Regions from separate parts of the Mus musculus genome. Here region 1 is linked to region 2. The links are chromatin loops, found by intact Hi-C in ENCODE. Cell type or tissue: left cerebral cortex. All regions are shown on one strand. Each heading gives the region's core, and the rest is flanking DNA. Links, peaks and the distances in the headings are about the cores only.

Region 1 (9,345 bases), core at 754-8,753, 760 kb before region 2:
CCTGGCCAGGCACCATCACTGTGGAAACTTTCTAAGTGTAATAAACACTTTGCACCTTGAAAAAAATCTGATAGATTATATACATTTTTAAGCCCCAAGAACAGCCAATTTTTAGCCAAATTGCCAATTATTAAAAGGTAGAAAAGTCTCCACGGTCCCATATGCATTTATAGCATATAAACCGCAGGTTTAAAACACTAGCAATGCTTCCGAGGCCACAGGGACAGAGGGAAGACCTGTTCACACACAGCGTGGGAAGCACCAAGAGCTCAGGCATTAATCAACGACAGTTCCCAAAGCCCAGAGACAGAGTGAGGAGAGCATACCCGACGAGGAGTCGGATGATTTTAGAGCAAAAGACCAACCGTCAGGAGTCATGGACGCACAGTGTGGCAAGCGTAGCTCCACGGGCTTCAGGAACTTGAGGCCATGGGGCCCACACATCACTAGGGGGCTCAGCAGAGTTTCACCTGGAGTCAAGGAGAGAAAGGAGCAACAGAGATGACTGAAGTCTTCCCACGAGATACAGTCAATCCTAGTACACATTTGCTAAAGCCAAATAACATTAGTTCTCCATAGCAGTGCTAAGAAAAATACGGTGGACACTAAAATTATAATTTGTAAGATTTTAATAGATATATTAGAGGAAAAAGAAATGTGACATTCATTTTAATATTTTATCTAACAATGTGGCTGAAAAAATATTTCAACATATAACCAATAGACTCCGTCTCTGATGCCCATTTTACATTTCTAGTACTATAAAATCCCATATAACCAGGGGCTATTAAATTCCAATCCCACCGACTAAGTCTGTAGCACAACATATTCAAAGCACTTTTTGGCATTCCCTGGGGGTTGGGGTGGGGAGGACCTTATTTGGTGTGTGTGTGTGTGTGTGTGTGTGTGTGTGTGTGTGAACGTGCACATGCCATGCTGTGCTAGTGAAGGTCAGAGTGTAATCTGCAGGAAGTCAGTTCTCTCCTTTGATTGTATGGGCGGGCCCCAGGAATCAAAGTCTTATCTCTAGGGTTAGAAGAGGCACCTTTGCGCATTGAGCCATCCTACTAACCTATGCTTTTCATTTTTAAGTGTTTGCTATACATGTGTTTAGGTATTCAAGCAGGGCCAACAATATGAGTCCTACTGTTTTTAAGGCAGAGTACCTCTAGAAAGTGGGTTACAATACCATGTTTAGTGAAATCAAGAACTGCTAAAAGTAATCACACCTCAATTCATCATCTAGGAAGGATCTAGGAAGGCTATGAAAATAATGACATTCTCGGCTTCCTCAAACTGTTCAGAAATATGCTTCCCACCTTCTAAGGACATGCTACTCACTGTGCTGAGTGTTCAATAGTGTTGCCTCCTGAGGTAATAGTTGGCAGGAAGGGCAAAGCCTTCTTGGGTGGGTGATACCAAGATGGATGGGCTTACAAATTTGATTAGGTCAGGCAAACAACCTAGCAGTCATGTGAGAGGCCTGCCGTCGAACACGTACTGCGCCTCCTATGGCCCCCACCCCCCAATCACATGCCAGTGGCACCACTTCTCTGCAGAAGGCTCATTTGAGAGGCCCTCAGTTGTACAAAGAAAATGCTGTGCTTAGCCTAAACCATCCAGGTAGGCTTTCTGCTTCTCCCTGTGGCTGGCCGCCGTACACAGGTACACTCAGGGCTACGCTGGAGTTATTGCAGTGAAGCAGACAATAAGCACACTTACCTTTCTCTTTATCTAAAGGTGGGAGAATGCTATTGTCTCTGCAGACTTTGAAATAGATTTCTTGCTCAATTCCTTCAGGAATGGCTCCTTGTGGGATAATTATACTAACACCGGTTTCTATGGAACTCAACACACCACCATTGCTGTTAAAAATGCCACGAGCTGTAGCCACTACAGTATGACCATCCTCATCTTCATCTTCTTCCACAGCTGAAGGACTGGGGGGTCAAAAATGGCAAGTGAAAATCCTAGTAATACGCAGAGACTTCCCTTTACTGCTGTTACAGTTTAAGTATTTAACCTTATTTCCCTGAACAATTTTGAAGTTCTTTACTTAAACAAGTGAAAAATCTTACTTAGAGGGCTAAGACTATGTATGCCCTTTCAGAAAAAATCAAAACTGCCTTTCTGAAAGTAAAGAATGAGGCTACTATAATTACCAGTGTAATTTCAATGTATCAAACATGGTTCTTTGGTCTCACAGCTACTGTGGGTCTTCGTGAACATCCATGAGGTGGGTATTCTAAATCAGAGTGGCTAACGCTCAGTTGGTTACACAGGAAACAGTGTAGCACAGAAAAGAGCTTTGGAATTTCAGTGCGCACGCGCACACACAGTGCCCGTCCTTGGGACATCCTGAAGCCCAGTGCCCAAGCTGACAAAGGTTTAAAGCCTCCAAGGTTCCAAGGTAAGAAGGTCTGGCATGGTATATCTCAAAGACCCAAAAAGACAAAGGCAGAGGATGAAACTATCAATGAACATTTCAAACTTGGAAGCTAGACGATCAAGACTTTGTGAAGTAAAGTTTTAAGCCACAATTTTAATGTGATAGAAAAGATGTCCTAACAACTTGAAGTATGTGAACTGCAGTCAGCTTCTCTCCAGCATGAGCGCAGGCAGGGTGCAAATGGAAAGGGACCGGCGCCTATTGCCTGATGTGGTAACACAAGGTAGCCACGCATAGCAAGAACCCTGCTACTGACTGACTATGAGAAGGCAGACTGACAGATTGACATAATCATCCTGAGAAGCAGACTCCAGGTGGCCTTCATGGTCCTTGTTTCTACCTGTGAGCGCGTCTCCTTCATGGACGACCTGAGAAAGTCTAAAGGGGCTGAACTGAGTCGCGGTATGTGGAAAGATGGCTCTGTTCAATCACTAAGTAACAAGCAGACAGAGAAAAGCCTGCCTGAGTTAGGCTAAGGTTGACTCGACCATCTTTCTAACTATTGCCTTCAATAGCCATTCTGAGGTCACTACATTCTATTCTTTCCTGCACCCTAGCTGACTAGATAGTAAATGAGGAGTAGATATATCCGTCCATCACACTGGGGCTTTGAGATTAGATGACCACAGGCTTACTTACCCCCCTCTAGATTTATATATGATGCTGGTTGGGCAAACTGGCTTCTGTTCCCTAACCTGAGCTACTGGTGACACAGGGATAATGACAGTACTTACTGATGCTATGTGCTCATTAGCTTTAGAATTTGATTAACACCTTTCACCTCCTGGAGGATGTTCGACTACAGTTAACAGTTCAGTTTACTGGTATAATTTATCATATAAACTACTTCAAACCTATAGCTGCACATCTGTAGTCCCAGCACCTGGGAGATGGGGATCACTCTGCCTTCCCATTTAAAAACAAACAAACAAAGGCAAGTTTGTATCTTACCTCACAGGGACAGCTTTAGGCATGGTGCTGATATTATTCATTTGATATTTAGGCTTATCTGTGTGAACAGAGAAAGTTTCAACTCCACTGTCAAACTCTGGAGGCTGTGTTGAACTATGAGCTTTCATAAGAGTTTTTGGGGAAGTGGGAGTTTTTGAAGACAATTCAGGTTTATGTACAGTTTCACTTGGCAGAAGATTATGGTTGAACTTCGGACTTTCAAATTTGCGTTCAAATGGCCGGGCAGAACTTGTGTACGGCTTTGGTGTGAATCGATTGTACACCGGAGTGATGGTTTTCTGAGTCTGCTCAGCTCCGTTAACTGGAGCTTTGTCTGGGAAACTTTTCTGCGGATAGAAAGTCTGAGGGGGGTCTTCTCGAGTTGGTGGTCTGAAAGTTGCTGGTTTACTCTGAGATGGGGGTGGGTCTGGTTTGGACATATATGAGTTCTGAAAATCCAATGATACTGAGTTGCCTGAAAAACAAACACATACATACATACATACATACATACATACATACATTAAAAAAAAAAAAAACGCTCTGAAAATCATTCTAACAACCCTTTGCTTTCTTTTGGCATTAACATGTCCTAAGGTAAAGTCCTAGGTCCCATGTGATGTTGACAAGTTGGAGTGTAGCTGGTTGCCTCAGATTCAGAAAGAGGCTACGAAAGCACTGGCCACATATGTCTTGAGTAACTCTGTCCCACTATCTACTGAAAATTAGAAACAGAATGGCGGGCTGGTGAGATGGCTCAGTGGGTAAGAGCACCCGACTGCTCTTCCAAAGGTCCAGAGTTCAAATCCCAGCAACCACATGGTGGCTCACAACCATCCGTAATGAGATCTGACTTCCTCTTCTGGAGTGTGTGAAGACAGCTACAGTGTATTTACATAAAATAATAAATAAATCTTAAAAAAAAAAAAAGAAACAGAATGGCAATTTTGATGATATGAAACCCATCAGTATTGCAAACTTATCCTTAACCAAAGCATTTAAAAAAAAAAAAAAAAGGCACAGCAGCTACACACTAGCTGTACTGGCTGTGTGTCAGCTGACACAGCTGGAGTTATCACAGAGAAAGGAGCTTCAGTTGAGGAAATGCCTCCACGAGATCCAGCTGTAAGGCATTTTCTCAATTAGTGATCAAGGGGGAAAGGCCCTTGTGGGTGGTGCCATCTCTGGGCTGGTAGTCTTGGGTTCTGTAAGAGAGCAGGCTGAGCAAGCCAGGGGAAGCAAGCCAGTAAAGAACATCTCTCCATGGCCTCTGCATCAGCTCCTGCTCCCTGACCTGCCTGAGTTCTAGTCCTGACTTCCTTCAGTGATGAACAGCAGTATGGAAGTGTAAGCTGAATAAACCCTTTCCTCCCCAACTGCTTCTTGGTCATGATGTTTGTGCAGGAATAGAAACCCTGACTAAGACACTAGTAGAAGATACTTTAAAACTGTCTAAGTGGTCATCAGTATTAATCCTCTGTGCAGAAGTGAAGAACACCTGCCTCTGTGTAAATCGCCAAGCACTGTGTAATAAGACACTAACCTAACCATTGGGGAAATAGAAAATAAAAATAAACTAATCGTTAAAGATCATATCACAACCAGGGAATGGGCAAACCTGACAAATGGGGCAACTCAAGTGTCCATAGATGTGGAGAGCAGCAGGGACAGGGCTACACTCTGCCGGAGCGGTGGCGACAAACAGAACCACTGAACTGCTATCAAGTCACAAAAAAGGAACACTGGTGGGAAAATGTCGGTTTTTTGTTTTGTTTTAAAGATAAAGGAAAAGAAAAGCTATGTTCTCTTTTACAGAACTAGTACAACACTGATAACAAAATCAGACAAAGCCATTTCCAGAAAACTATGAATCTAAATTCTTCATGAGCACAATAATATAACCACATTAAGATAATAAGAAAAATCAGATGATCCTGATAATTTGAGAAGTAAATATTTTTAATTTTAAAGACTCCTCCTCCCTGAGACAGGGCTTTTCTGTGTAGCCTTGGGTGTCCTGGAACTTGCTCTATAGATCCGCCTGTCTCTGCCTCCCAAGTGCTGGATTTTTATTTTATGTGTATGTGAGTGCAGATGCATGTATGTGTGTTTCCCACATATGTGCCCAGTGCCTGTGTTGGCCAGATTATGATGTTGGATCTGGAGTCAGTCAAGGGCTGCCTGATGTGGTGCTGGGAGCCAAGCCCAAGCCCGCTGTAAGAGCAGCAAGTGCTGATAACCACTGAGCCGTCTCTCTAGCTCACAAGAGAAAAACACTCAACAAAAGGCTTTCAGCAAACTAAGACTAGAGACAACTCCTAACTGTGATAAAAGGCACCTATTAAAACAAATCAATACCAACAAAACCTTCTAGCTGGCATCACTTAGGGAAAACAAATCTTCCTTAAGGAGGGGAATCAGCAAAAGATGCCTGTTTAAACATTTGTTTTTCTTCCTTTGGTAGGTCTCTTAATTGTGTACGGAATTTGCTGTGTAGCCAGGCAATGGTGTTGTACACCTTTAATCCCAGCAATCAGGAGGCAGAGGCTGGTAGATCTCTTGAGTTCAAGGCCAGTCTGGTCTAGAGTCAGTTCCAGGACAAAATAAAATGCTGTTTAGCCCAGGCTAGCCTTTGTCTCTGAAGTGCCAGAACTAAAGGCACGTACCACCACATGCATCTCTAAGTATGGGTGAGCTATGTATACAGTAATTGGTTTGTTTCAAGAATGCCGCCCTCCAACAGGTAATAGATAGGTACTAACAAATGTCAAGAAGAGAAAAATTTTATTCTATTAGGGTAGAATATTATCTAGCTATTCAAATGAGTAAGCTGCATCCATTGAGATTTTACTGAAAGATGAAAAGACATTTTCTGTGTAAAACTGTATGGCTTTCTTATGTTTCATATTTTAAGATGGAGCATAACAAGTCTTATAAGACACTATTCAAATATTTAAAATGACATCTTATTTAGCATGTGTGAGTGTGTTCGTACCACTGAGAGTGTACGATGTCAGCAGAAAAGTGGCTGGAATCAGTTCTTTTCTTCTACCATGCAGGTTCCAGGGCTGGACTTCACATCAGGCCCAATGAAGCAATTTAACCTGCTGAGGCATCTCTATGGCCCTTAGATATTTAAACTGAGGCACATCAATTATCAGGTACTGCTTTCAAGATGTGGAAATTGATATAAATTTATGTTTTAAAAAAAAATACCAGGGGTTGGGGGGGGTGTTTTGACAAAAATCCATTTAGCTACAAGGCTCATGCAATATAACAGTCATTTAAATAAACAGAAGGTAACACACAACACACTTTCTTTCTTTTCTGTGTGAGTTAGTATGCAGTCCTAGCTGGCTAGGAACGTATTATACAGACTAGGGTGGGTAGTCTCAAACTCAGATTCAAGGCCTCTGCACTAGGATTAAAGACATGAGCTACCAGGCCGAAATAACATACATTTTTGACAAAAACCTTTACTTTTCACTGTTACCAGCCCAAGCATTTTTTGAACTTAAAAAAAAAAAAACAAAAACATTAAAGTCACCTAAGCTTCAAAACTGTGAGAATTTAACTTCATAACCATTACTCTATTATAGTAATATATCAATGTCTTAACTTCCTACCTTCACCCTGGGCGCCCTTGGAATGTATGTGGAGAGAAGAGCTGGACAGAGGTGGAGCTGGCTGGCTGTACTGTGAGGGCAACGGAGGAGGAGGAGGCGTGGCCTGGGCTGGATCATAACGTTTCTCACTGAATGATCTATCCACAGCATCAGTTTCGGGTTTTCCCCTATTTAAAGGAAAAAGAGAAGAAGTTTCAATGCTGGAAAAATGAACCCCATCGCAAAACTGCTGCTGTTTCTTTAAAAAAAAAAAAAAGTATCTAGAAATGTCACAATTTCACAATTTCTTCTCATGAGTATAGGTAGCAACTCTACCAAAATATACAAACAAATTCATCAGCACAAGAAATGTCAAGACAGCACAGATACTTGAAGAATATTAGTAAAACATCCAGGAGATATCTATTAAAAGGCGGATGAAATTTTGGGTATACTTTTAATATTTGTGATATTTATAAAAATAGTAGATTTAAGGAAGTTTTGCAAATATTTTGAGAAATGTTATTTTGGCACAAACCTTCCTTAAACTAACTTCTAATTTTGTATCTCAGGTACAAAATCTTGGTGTCAAGCATACTCAAAGCACCATAAAACACGGTGTCACAGACCCAATGCTGGCAAGCTTTTCCAGTGAAGAGCCAGATAAAAGGACTTGCCTTTCTGAGCCATAGGGTTTCTGCCACAGCTATTTGACTTAGCTGTTACCAGGCAAAATTAGACATAGTCAGTCAATGGACAGGCAGGGTTGTGTTCCAGTAACACTAGAAAAACAGGGCATCTTTAAAATCTGCCCTGGTTTCCTGCTCTTTTGCTCTGTTTAACGACTGCTGGAGTAGCAGGCACTACTTACTTTATAAGGCTTGTCTAGTAAAAATTGTGCCATGTACCCTTAGGTTTTCAAATTTGCCAATTGTTAATAAGTAACACATAGAATTTAAACAAAGGAATCTAAATAGACCCATAATTGCAACCCTGCCACCTGAGCCTTACTGCAGAGTGCCAAGCTGCCTGGCATTATGTGCACAGACAATAACATGGATTTGAAATGTGTATTTGTTTTCATACAATATTTATTGAAAATAATCTAGTTTTATGAACAGCATCAAAATTAGCTGGTACCTTGCTTACACGTATTTAGACTTCAATGTTAGAAGACAGCATTAAGATCTGAAAGTGCACATAATGCCAACGACACAGTGAGGGACATCTCATGGAACAGCCTCACATCAATGCCAGCCAGTCTTACCACTTGATGTTCCTTTTCAAGTAGTCATAGCTAGTGTAAGAGCCAAGAAATCTAGGTGATGGCAAAGCAAGCGCAATAGAAAAATGAAAGAAAACGGTCAATCTAACTAAGATTTACAGCAAATAGAACTCAAATGTCATTTAAAATATTAACCAACATCTATAATCTTAACATAGCCTGCTTCATAAAAGAACATACTACTCACTCTCACATAGCCAACGGAATCAGCAATAGTATTAACCAATAATTAACTTAGTTATATCCTACCCCCACACGTATCTGTGTCCTCACACTGCCTTCTGTGTCCTCAGCTCACCTATGCCGCAGCAGCAGCTAATGGTGAGCAGAGAAATGAGCCAGAATAAGGTACAGCTCAGCGTCAGGGCACTTGCCCATCACATCTCAGGTCCTGGGCTCAACACCCAGCAGCACTCAAAAATAAAAGCAAAGAGTCACTGGATGGTGGCGGTTTGTGCCTTTAATCCCAGCAAAGGCAGGCATATCATAAACCCAGACTGGACTACACAGAGAAACCCTGCCATGAATAACAAAACAAAACAAAACAGAAAGTAACGAAGTAAGACAATAAGCAATTATCAAATAATAATCAACAAATCATGAATAAATAAAGCCCAATTTAGAAAAAGAAAAGGTTGGGCAAAAGAAATGGCATAAGTAAAGACAGGAGAAGGGCCACACGTCTCTTGACTGGCAGGTATTCTGACCCCTTATAAAGACAAACTGGCAAATGAAAACATGTGGACCTTTCGAGCATGGCCATATCAATGGCGTTCTTTTCTTTTCTAGCAAGCCCTCCAGTCGTAAGCTAAATCTTGCGGTGGGAAGATGCTTATTTGTAAAGCTGCCACACACAACACGCTCACCATGAACAACAAACAACTGCCTGCCACCCATCTCTCTCCTGCATTTAGTTCTCAGAAAGCAAAATGGTAAAAGAGACAGACAGACACTACTTCATTCAATGGCAAAGCTTCCCTGCGAGAACCACTGCTAGCACAGGATCCTCCCAGACCTGCCGACTAGCAGTGGGTGGATGACACTGTACCCTGTAC
Region 2 (9,345 bases), core at 343-8,342:
TGGAAGGACACAGGAGGCAGCCACTTCAGGTTCCATATCCCTCACCACTAACTAGGATTCTCAGCTAGAGTCACTCTCATAGACTCCCTAGAGCCTCCCCTGTCCCACATCTCTGGCACATCCTAGAAATGCCCTACCCCACCCCACTCAACCCTGATTTTCCTTCACTCTCCCAGCCCTCTCCCTGGCTCTCCCTACACCTGATTCCCATACCCACCTACCCACCCCCATCCCCCTCCTTATCTCCAAAGAATGTTTTTAGATATAAGATGTAGCTAAGATTTATATTTAAAAACTATAAAGAACAAGAATAACCAAAGATATGAGAAAAAGTGAAGCTTGAGTGTTCTTTTATAAAGCATGTATTATTATTAAGACAGTATGATATTATGCCAGTAAACCCATAGAACAGAATGTCTAGTCCAAAAGCTGAGCTTCATGAGTTTGGACACTTGATTTTGACAAGAGTGGCTTTGAAGAGCTAAATAGAAAGAATGGTCTTCGAATATGGTGGTAACTTAATTTTCAGATGGTGCCTCAGTTAGGGTTTTATTGCTGCGACCACAGCAATTCTTATAAAGGACAACATTTAATTGGGGCTGGCTTATAGTTCCACGGGATTAGTTCATTATCACCATGGCAGAAACATGGCAGCATGCAGGCAACATGGTGCTGGAGAAGGAGCTGAGAGTTCTACATCTTGATTTACAGGCAACAGGAGAGTGTGCCATAGTGGGCATAGCTTGAGCACAGGAGATCATAAAGCCTGGCCCTACAGTGACACATGTCCTCCAACAAGGCTACAAGGAAGTGCCAGGGGCAGGCTTGTTAGAGAGAATAACCTGGAAACTGGTCTTGTTTGGGAGTAACCTAGGAGTAATGCTAGATGCTGACTTGTTAGTTAACTCGAGTTCAACCTTAGGTCAGGCTCTCTAAGATGGAGTCTAAACCCAGGATCTGGTCTCTCGATATCAGTGTTGGGTGAGTGGTGTGGTGGTTTGAAGATGCTTGGCCCAGGGAATGGCACTATTAGGAGGTGCAGCCTTATTGGAGGAAGTGTGTCACTGTGAGGGTGGGTTTTGAGACCCTCTTTCTAGCTGCCTGAAGACAGTCATCTCCTTTTTGCCTTTGGAACAAGATGTAGAACTCTCAGTTCCTCCAGCCCCGCGTCTGCCTGGATGCTGCTGTGCTTCCCTGCCCTGATGATAATGGACTGAACTCCTGAACCTGTAAACCAACCCCAATTAAAGGCTGTTCTTTGTAAGTCACCATGCTCATGGCATCATCTCTTCATACCAATGGAAACCATAACTAAGTCAGAAGCTGATATCAGGGACTTGGGAATTGCTGTGATAGGCCTGACACATTTTTGTTTGGAGGAATGTGGATTTGGGGACTTTGGAAGCAGTGAGTTGCATTAAGTGCTCAGTGAGCCATTCCAGGAGGAATATGGAAGACACTGATACTGAGGGTGTTTTCAACTGTGGAGATTGTTCTTATGCTGTTTTGGTGAAGAATGTTGCTGCTTTTTGCCCTTGTCTGAAGAGTCTACCTGAGGCCAGGGGAAAGAGTAAAGAGGCTAAGTAAGGTAAAGGAAGTCTCAGAAAAGCCCAGCATAGACTTTGTCCTCTGGTTTACTCTCACAAAGAGAGTTTTGATCATGTGTAGCAAGCTTAGAAAGGAAAAATACAAAATATATGGTTCAAGTATATTGAAAACTGGCACCATGTAGGGCAATGGAGCTAAATCCTGTGCTCAAGATCAACAGTTTAAGGGAGTAGTAATTTCAGGGCAAGATCCCATCCCAGCTAAATTTATTGTTTATGTGTTTGCAGTTGAACAACAGATAGTTATGCTATTATGACCAGGTTATTGCTTTCATTTGGATATAAGGAGATGTGACTGTGTGTCAAATTGGCATGGGGTGACACAAGCTTTTGGTCTGGATCTTGAGACATAGTCACCATGAAGAGCTTAGGTCCAGGCATGGTGGTGCACACCTTTAATCCTGGCATTCAGGAGACAGAGCCATGCAGATCTCAGAGTTCAAGGTCAGTCTACAGAGCAAGTTTCAGGACAGCCAAGTATTAGGCAGTGGAGTTGAAAACAGAAAGTTGGTGATGATGTAATAGAGGAAGGGGGCCGTGCTCCTGCCCCAGCAGAACTCCGCAGCTTTACCCATGTGGCTCTGCCTTTAGAGTCCAGAATAGAAGGGACTTCTGGTTGGCCCATGATACTGATTAGCTGGAGCAAAGAAATTAGCAGTGACTAAGAAGAGACCAGCATTACTGGAGTGAAATCTTCTGGGAAGTGTGTTCTGAGAGCCCAAAGAAAATGTGTTCCAGAGATAGTCAAGGTTGTACCTCATGCTGCAGCTGGACTTGGTAATGTATAAGAATCACCCAGGTGATGCTAGTTTTGAAGGCACAAAGGGATTACGAACAGCAGCTGAGGCTTGGCACTGTGAGAGGCCAGGGATGGTCACTGGTGAAGGTGTAGCCTCAGTTGGAGTTGATGGCCCAGGGCTGAAGGGGTCACCACTACATAAACTCACTCCAATAATCCTAGCACATGAAGATGGAGGCAGGAGAGTGAGCTGTTCAAGTTCCTTCTCAGGTCAGTCATTCCATGACTCAGCAGGTAAGAGAGTGTGTACAGCTCTTTCAGAGGACCAGAGTTCAGATCCCAGCAACCACGTGTAACCCCGACTTCAGAGTATCTGGCACCTCTGGCCTTTGTGGGTATCTGCACTCATGTGCCCAAAACCACAGAGATATAACAAATAATTTCTAAAAGTATTTTTAAGAGTGTTTTCTGCTCATGCTGAGGACCAGGGGTTGACTTCTAGCACACATGTCCAAAGGATCACAACGGCCAGCTCCAGGGAATTTTAGGCTGAAGCCTCCCCTGCACCTATACACAGGTGGGCATGTACATTAATTAGTAAGCTATGATTTAAAAAAAATACGCATATGATTTCGTGCATTTAAGGCTTGGCACTGTGAGAGGCCAGGGATGGTCACTAGTGAAGGTGCAGCCTCAGTTGGAGTTGATGGCCTAGGGCTGAAGGGGTCATCACGTATACACAGGTGGGCATGTACATTAATTAGTAAGCTATGATTTAAAAAAATATGCACATGATTTTGTGCATTTAAGCCTTTGGAGACAGAGGCCAAGGCTCTGCAGGTATATTGTATTCACTGTGGGGCACTCATCACATGGCAATTTCTGATATGTGTATTCCCCTGCACTTCGTATGAATTTTTTTGGTGTTGTTTGTTTGCTTGAGATAGAGTTTCTCTGTGTATCCCTGGTTGTTCTGGAACTGGCTCTGTAGGCGAGGATGGCCTCTATCTCCGAGATCCACCTCCTTCTGTCTCCAAACTGCTAGGATTAAAGGCATTCTCCATCACAGCTAGTCAATATGAATATCACTTATGGTTTATTTTATTTGTGTGTGTGTGTGTGTGTTTGCGGTTGCCGGTGTCTGAGGAGGCTAGAAATGGACGGCAAATCCCCTGAGGCTGAAGTTACAAGCAGTTGTCAGGTGTCCAGACGGATATTGGAATGCCAACTCAAGTCCGTTACAAAAGTTGCAAGTGCTCTTAACCTCTAAGCCACCTGACCAGCGCTTTGGTATGAACACCTAAATGTCTACAGGCTACAAGTTCACCCTCAAGCTTTAAGGTGACTGTACCAGGTCAGAAGGGTTCTGTTTTAAGGCAATCCAGCCTACGGGTCCTGCCCCTTACCTGCGGAAGCCCAAGTTAGACATTTAGGAACTTGACTTTCAGGAGACTTCACAGTCTCCGCCCCTTGTTGGGTGGAGAAGGGAGAGTAGTCCCAACTACCCCTCCCTTGAGGTTCACTGACGTGAGACAGAGCATCCCTCGCGTGTTCTTATCTTTTGGATTAAAAAAACTGGAATCTGGGCTCCCCACACTCCCAGGCACGCTCAAGCCCAGAACCCAGAAGCAAAGACACGGGGGCTACGTCTTCGATTGCTTTAGCCTGGCGGTCGAGCTGCGCGGGGATACGATTGGTGCTGTCTGGCGGCGAGGCGCGGTGCACTGTGGGACACGGCACTGGCGGGAGGCGCAGGCTGGTGTCGGAGGTGAGGGTCCGCGGGCTGCGACAGGATGGTGAAGCTGACGGCGGAGCTGATCGAGCAGGCGGCGCAGTACACAAATGCCGTACGGGACCGTGAACTGGACCTCCGGGGTGAGTTAGACGGAGCGCGGGCTGTGTTCCGGCCCCGGCGCGTGGCTGCGGGAAACCAGCCCCGCCGCGTGCGCAGAGGCTGGAGCCTGGCCCGTGGGCCTCCACCCGGGCTGGGCGCCTCCGATCCACCGTCCCGCAGGGCCCTTTGGGGCTGTTTGTTACCGGCGTTCCGGCTAGCAAACACGGCGCCTCGATTCCTTCCCCGGACCGTACTCACTAGGCATTGCCCCGCTCATCGAGCAGCTTTAACTGTTGGAGGACTAGGAAAATAGAAAACGCTACGGACAGGCCGGCTGCTGGCTGGTGTTTTTTGTTTGTTTGTTTGTTTGTTTGTTTGTTTGTTTTTTAGCAAAAGCGTTAATGTGGCACCTGAGGGTAGGGTGGATATGTACCAGAGTTACCTTAATTGCCCCAATAATTCCGGTTTGGTTTTGTTCATTTGTTTTTGAGACAACGTCTCGTGTATTCCGAGCTGACTTCAAACCGTTATATAGTTAAGGTTTATCTCGAACTTCGGACCCTCTTGCCTCCACTTCCTGGGAGCTGGGTTTAAATGCCTGCACCACGTTTATATGGTGCTTTGGATGAGCCCAGGGTTTCATGTCTGTCAGGAAAGCACTCGCGCTACTGAGCCAGACCCGCAGCCCCGGATAATTTGGTGTTTTCAAGATTGAGCTGTTTGACCGTGGCATAATGGTCACTTCTGTGTGTGGGGTGGCGGAACTCACCTGTTCAGTTCTGACAGAAGTAGCACTTGATTTTTAAAACATAGAACTGAGAGGTAATCGTTAACTATTCAGGAGATGGCTTTGGAAGGGGTTAAGATTATAAGACTGTGACCAGAGGCAATCAAAGTCTCGGGGGCGCTGTGCACTGCCATTTTTGAAAGTTTCTTCCTGCCTATGGGAAATCCTAGTGTTCTTTGTGTTTGTTGAATGAAATTAACTTTCTTGGAGAAAAGTCCGGTTCAGGAGCATCTGGGTCCTTTCACTGTCTTGGCACAGTTTTGATGTCTGCTGTCTCTCTGAAAACCGTGCAGTCTGGAGAATGCTTATTCTGCTACCATATCTTTTATTGCACTCCTTCACAGCTGGGTTGTGTCCTTCCTTATAGTACCTAGCTCAGTGACGAATGTGAATACCTCATAGACGTTCTTAATAAACCATGGGCACCAATACTAGTAAATATGCCCATCTGTTCTTCCTCTTGCCTTCAGCCTCTTCAGTTTTACTTCAAGCTTTGTAGCACTAAGGCCTCCACTTAACCCTTTCGTCATTTACCTTATTTTTGTTCAGTGCACGGCATGGTGCTAGTGCCTGGTTAATACTTCCCGAATGGGAGCGCTGAGTCAAATTCCATCACATACTCCTGCGATTTTCAGGACTTTTCATTTATATTAATATTTGTTGTATGTATGTTTTCCCTCTACAGGATATAAAATTCCGGTTATTGAGAATCTGGGTGCCACCTTAGACCAGTTTGATGCTATTGATTTTTCTGACAATGAGATCCGGAAACTGGACGGTTTCCCTTTGTTGAGAAGACTGAAAACATTATTAGTGAACAACAACAGAATTTGGTGAGTGACTGCTAGTGAGAATACTTTCTTCCCTTAAGTAAGTGTTCTAATGTACCCTGAAGATAATGGGGTTTTGGTTGTTGTTTTGTTTTGTTTTAATGTATATTAGTTTTTTGCTTGCAGGTACCACACACCCTCCTAGTGCCTCTGGAGGCCAGAGGAGGGCCTTGGCTTCTCTGGAGCTAGGTTTACAGATAGTCCTGAGCTGCTCCAGCTGTAGGAATAGAATCTGGGTCCTCTGGAAGATCAGCCAGGGCTCTAAGTTGCTGAGCCACCACTCCAGCCTGCCCATGTGTCTTAAAGGGAGAAATGAATAGAGCCCTTTTCCTAAGAGGTTGGAGATTAACTTGGGCATTGGCCTGACCTTACTTGCTACTCTTCAGAAATCTTTAATATTCGTAACTGACATTAAACTTTGAATTTGAAGCATTGTGCTATGTCAACAAATCAGATTTTAGAGTAGTCATCAATAGCATCATAATTAAAAAGATTTATAAAGGCCATGTGTAGTGGTATCTGCCTTTAATCCTAACACTCTGGAGTCTGAGGCAGGCTGATCTCTGAGTTCAAGGACAGCCTTGTTGACAGCAAATTCCAGCCAGGGCTACATAGTGAGACCCTGTCACAGTAAAAATCTTTTTATGAAATAAAGTTACTTTTCACTGAGTACCTATACCTCATCCACTATGCTGGTTTTGGTTTTTGTAGTTGGTTTCTACAATATAATTCTGTGAAATTAAGATCATATTTGTTTGTATGAGTGGGGTTTCTCTGTGAGCCCTGGCTGTCCTGGAACTCACTCTGTAGACCAGGCTGGCCTCAAACTCAGAGATCTGCCTCCCTTTGCCTTCTGAGTGCTAGGATCAAAGGCGTGCACTACCACCACCCTGATGGCAAAGCTTTCATTAAGAAAAGGACCATTGGCTGGAGATAGGACTCTAGTTAACAGCACTGGCTGCTGCTTTTCCAAGACCAGCGTGGCAGCTTGAAACTCTAGTTCCAGGGAATTCAAGGCCCTTTTCTGACTTCCACAGGAGCCAAGCACGTAGTTGCTATGCGGCATAAGTGCATACACCCATACACATAAAAGCACTGAGTAGTGTTTTTAGGGAGAAGCCACTTTCATGATTAAACATTTTCTCTGATGAATGTCTTACCCCAGTTCTCTAAATCCAAAATTATTGGGTTTTGAGTTTTCTGAACAAGAAATTGTAAATTGGCTAAGTAGTTTTTTCCTACCCCGGAGTCTCACCTTCCCTTGGGTTGCACTAGACTACTCGGCAGTGAAAAGCTCAGAAGGCATGGGTTTCTGAGGTCATCCCATCCCTGTCACTGACCCTGTGCCTCAGACAAGACTCCCTCTTGGGTACTTTCCCTGAGATGGAATGTGGGAGATGGGTATTCTATCACTGAAGCGTTAATACTCGAAAAGATGGAGAAATATTAGCTTATTTAACTTTTGTTTTCACTGAGAGCCTCTCTATTTTTATTTTAGCCGTATAGGTGAGGGACTTGACCAGGCTCTTCCCTGTCTGACAGAGCTCATCCTCACCAACAACAGTCTAGTGGAACTGGTAAGTAGAATGGAGAAAGCTCTTTAAGGGGCAAGGTTAAGGATTCTTCCTACTATGGAAAATTACCTCCTACTTCCTCTTTAAGTTTTGTCCTAATTATCTTACTACTTAAGCCTTTATTTATTTATTTATTTATTTATTCATTTATTTATTTATTTATTTATTTATGGTTGTGTTGGTTTCATTGGTTTTCTGGGAATTGGCAAGGCGTCTGGATATTTGGAGTAAATGTTCCAGATCTCTTTGCCCACTCAGGTCTGCCTTTTGAGTTTTGATTCTGCTGGGTATCTTGGTAGGAGAGTTTACATTAGGCAATCTAGTTTGTCAGTCACTATTAGCACTTCTGATGTTCTGTTGAAACTCCCCTTCCCCTTTCATGGATTAACAAATTCCCATGTTTGCAGAATTGAAGTGTTCAGTATGGTAGTAATAAAAATGAACGCAGCAGTGAGTTTGCTCTTCTGCTCTGTGCTCCCGGCGGTTGCGCTTCCAGGCTCCCACCAGGAACTTTGGATTCGAGAATGAAAGACACACACACTCAACGTTAGCTTACTTTTGAAATGCCTTGGTTAGCTCAAAGGCTGAGCAGTGCTAATCCTCTGCCTGACTATCATAGATTTCCCTCCAGTACTCCTGACTCAACGTCCTCTAAATCTATGATCTATCTTTGCTGTCGTGTTCCTTCAGGGCATCCCCCTGGTCTTTGCTGCCCAGGACACTTCTGGGCAGCCCTTCCCGGGGCCCAATTCCTTCTCACCTACATTTTGGATGATTTTCCTTCTGCAGCTCTAAATCTGATCTGACTCCCTCTGAAACCTGCTGATTCTCCTCTCTTCTCTCTTTGGTGTCCAAACCTAAGGGGTCTACCCCATCTCCCTTTGCCCAGCCATTGGCAGCTGGCATCTTTATTGATCGATCAAAAAACAAATGGGGACAAGAACCTTCAGCGTTTGGACAGGCAGATTCCTGATTAAATCAAAACATTAGAACCAATCCCTAACAAATGAAGGTGTTAACTTTCTTAGTGGCTTTTTATGTCATAGTGCATTGATATTTTGGATAAGAGGTTAAATTTCATTTTATCTGTTTCTCTGTATTAACATAGCTACTTGCAAGTTCTACAATTGCCCAAGTCTCATGGCATAGTTTAAAGTGCTTACTACCTAAGCACGAAGACCTGGGTTCTAACCCCAGGATCTGTACAAACAAGCAAGCAAGCACGCTGGGCATAATGGGGAGGGAGAGCTAGATCCTTGCGGCTCACTGGTCAGCCAGCCTAACTTATACACACACACACACATGCATACATATATCTGCTGAAAGAGATATAGTAAGATTTTATGTATGATAATAGATTCAATTGCCTGTCTGGAGTTTTGTCAGTTTTAGATCTCTTAATACATACAAGTTTTAAATTTGTTAGTATTTCCAGAAACTAAACCTTTTGAGTAACTTTTTTTGTGACCTCTCTGTGTTAACACTGTTTGACCTTGAGGTTTATATCATGTAATATAATAAACCCCAAACAAGCTATTTTTGGTTAACTGCTTCCATGACAAATTGTTTTCTATCCAGAACTAACTTTCATCTTTGTTGTCTCCTAAAACCTGCAGGTAGGATTCTGTTTTTAATTTTTAGATTTTTTTAAAAATAACTTACTTAATTTCATTTTATGTGTAGGGTATTTTGTCTGCATTCCTGTCTGTGTGAGAGTGTCAGATCCTAGACACCTGTAAGCCGTCATGTGAATGCTGGGAATTGAACCCCAGCCCTCTGGAAAAGCAGCCAGTGCTCTTAAGCACTGAGCCATCTCTCTAGCCCCAAGTTTTAGATTTATTTTATGTGTATGAGTGTATGGCCTGCACATATGTATGTGTACCACGTGTATGCCTGGCACCCATGCAGCTCAAAAGGACATCAAGTCCCCTAAAACTGGAGCTATGGATGCCTGTGCTGCCAACCTCAGCTCTT

Evidence for each region. Peaks named below come from ENCODE experiments on the same cell type or tissue, not always from the same donor. Only the 100,000 strongest peaks of a DNase experiment are listed, where the experiment ranks them.
Region 1: it touches region 2 in a loop (5-fold over the local background); 3 of 42 quality-filtered maps call a loop at or near these places.

Annotation. Positions count from the first base shown.
Region 1 is chr7:65,299,344-65,308,688 of GRCm38, forward strand. It overlaps Tjp1 (tight junction protein 1), which reads right to left. Exons shown (of 27, transcript NM_001163574.1): 23 at 7,027-7,193; 24 at 3,401-3,875; 25 at 1,723-1,940; 26 at 327-470. Among named protein-coding and RNA genes, the nearest start is that of Tjp1, 67 kb to the right of the region's middle. In left cerebral cortex, for the core only: no CTCF peak of the experiment used is centred there; no DNase peak of the experiment used is centred there.
Region 2 is chr7:66,056,472-66,065,816 of GRCm38, forward strand. It overlaps Snrpa1 (small nuclear ribonucleoprotein polypeptide A'), which reads left to right and starts at 3,865. Exons shown (of 9, transcript NM_021336.4): 1 at 3,865-4,221; 2 at 5,653-5,800; 3 at 7,296-7,374. The coding sequence starts at 4,140. In left cerebral cortex, for the core only: no CTCF peak of the experiment used is centred there; a DNase peak (open chromatin) is centred at 4,039; H3K4me3 peaks cover 2,123 bases; H3K27ac peaks cover 913 bases.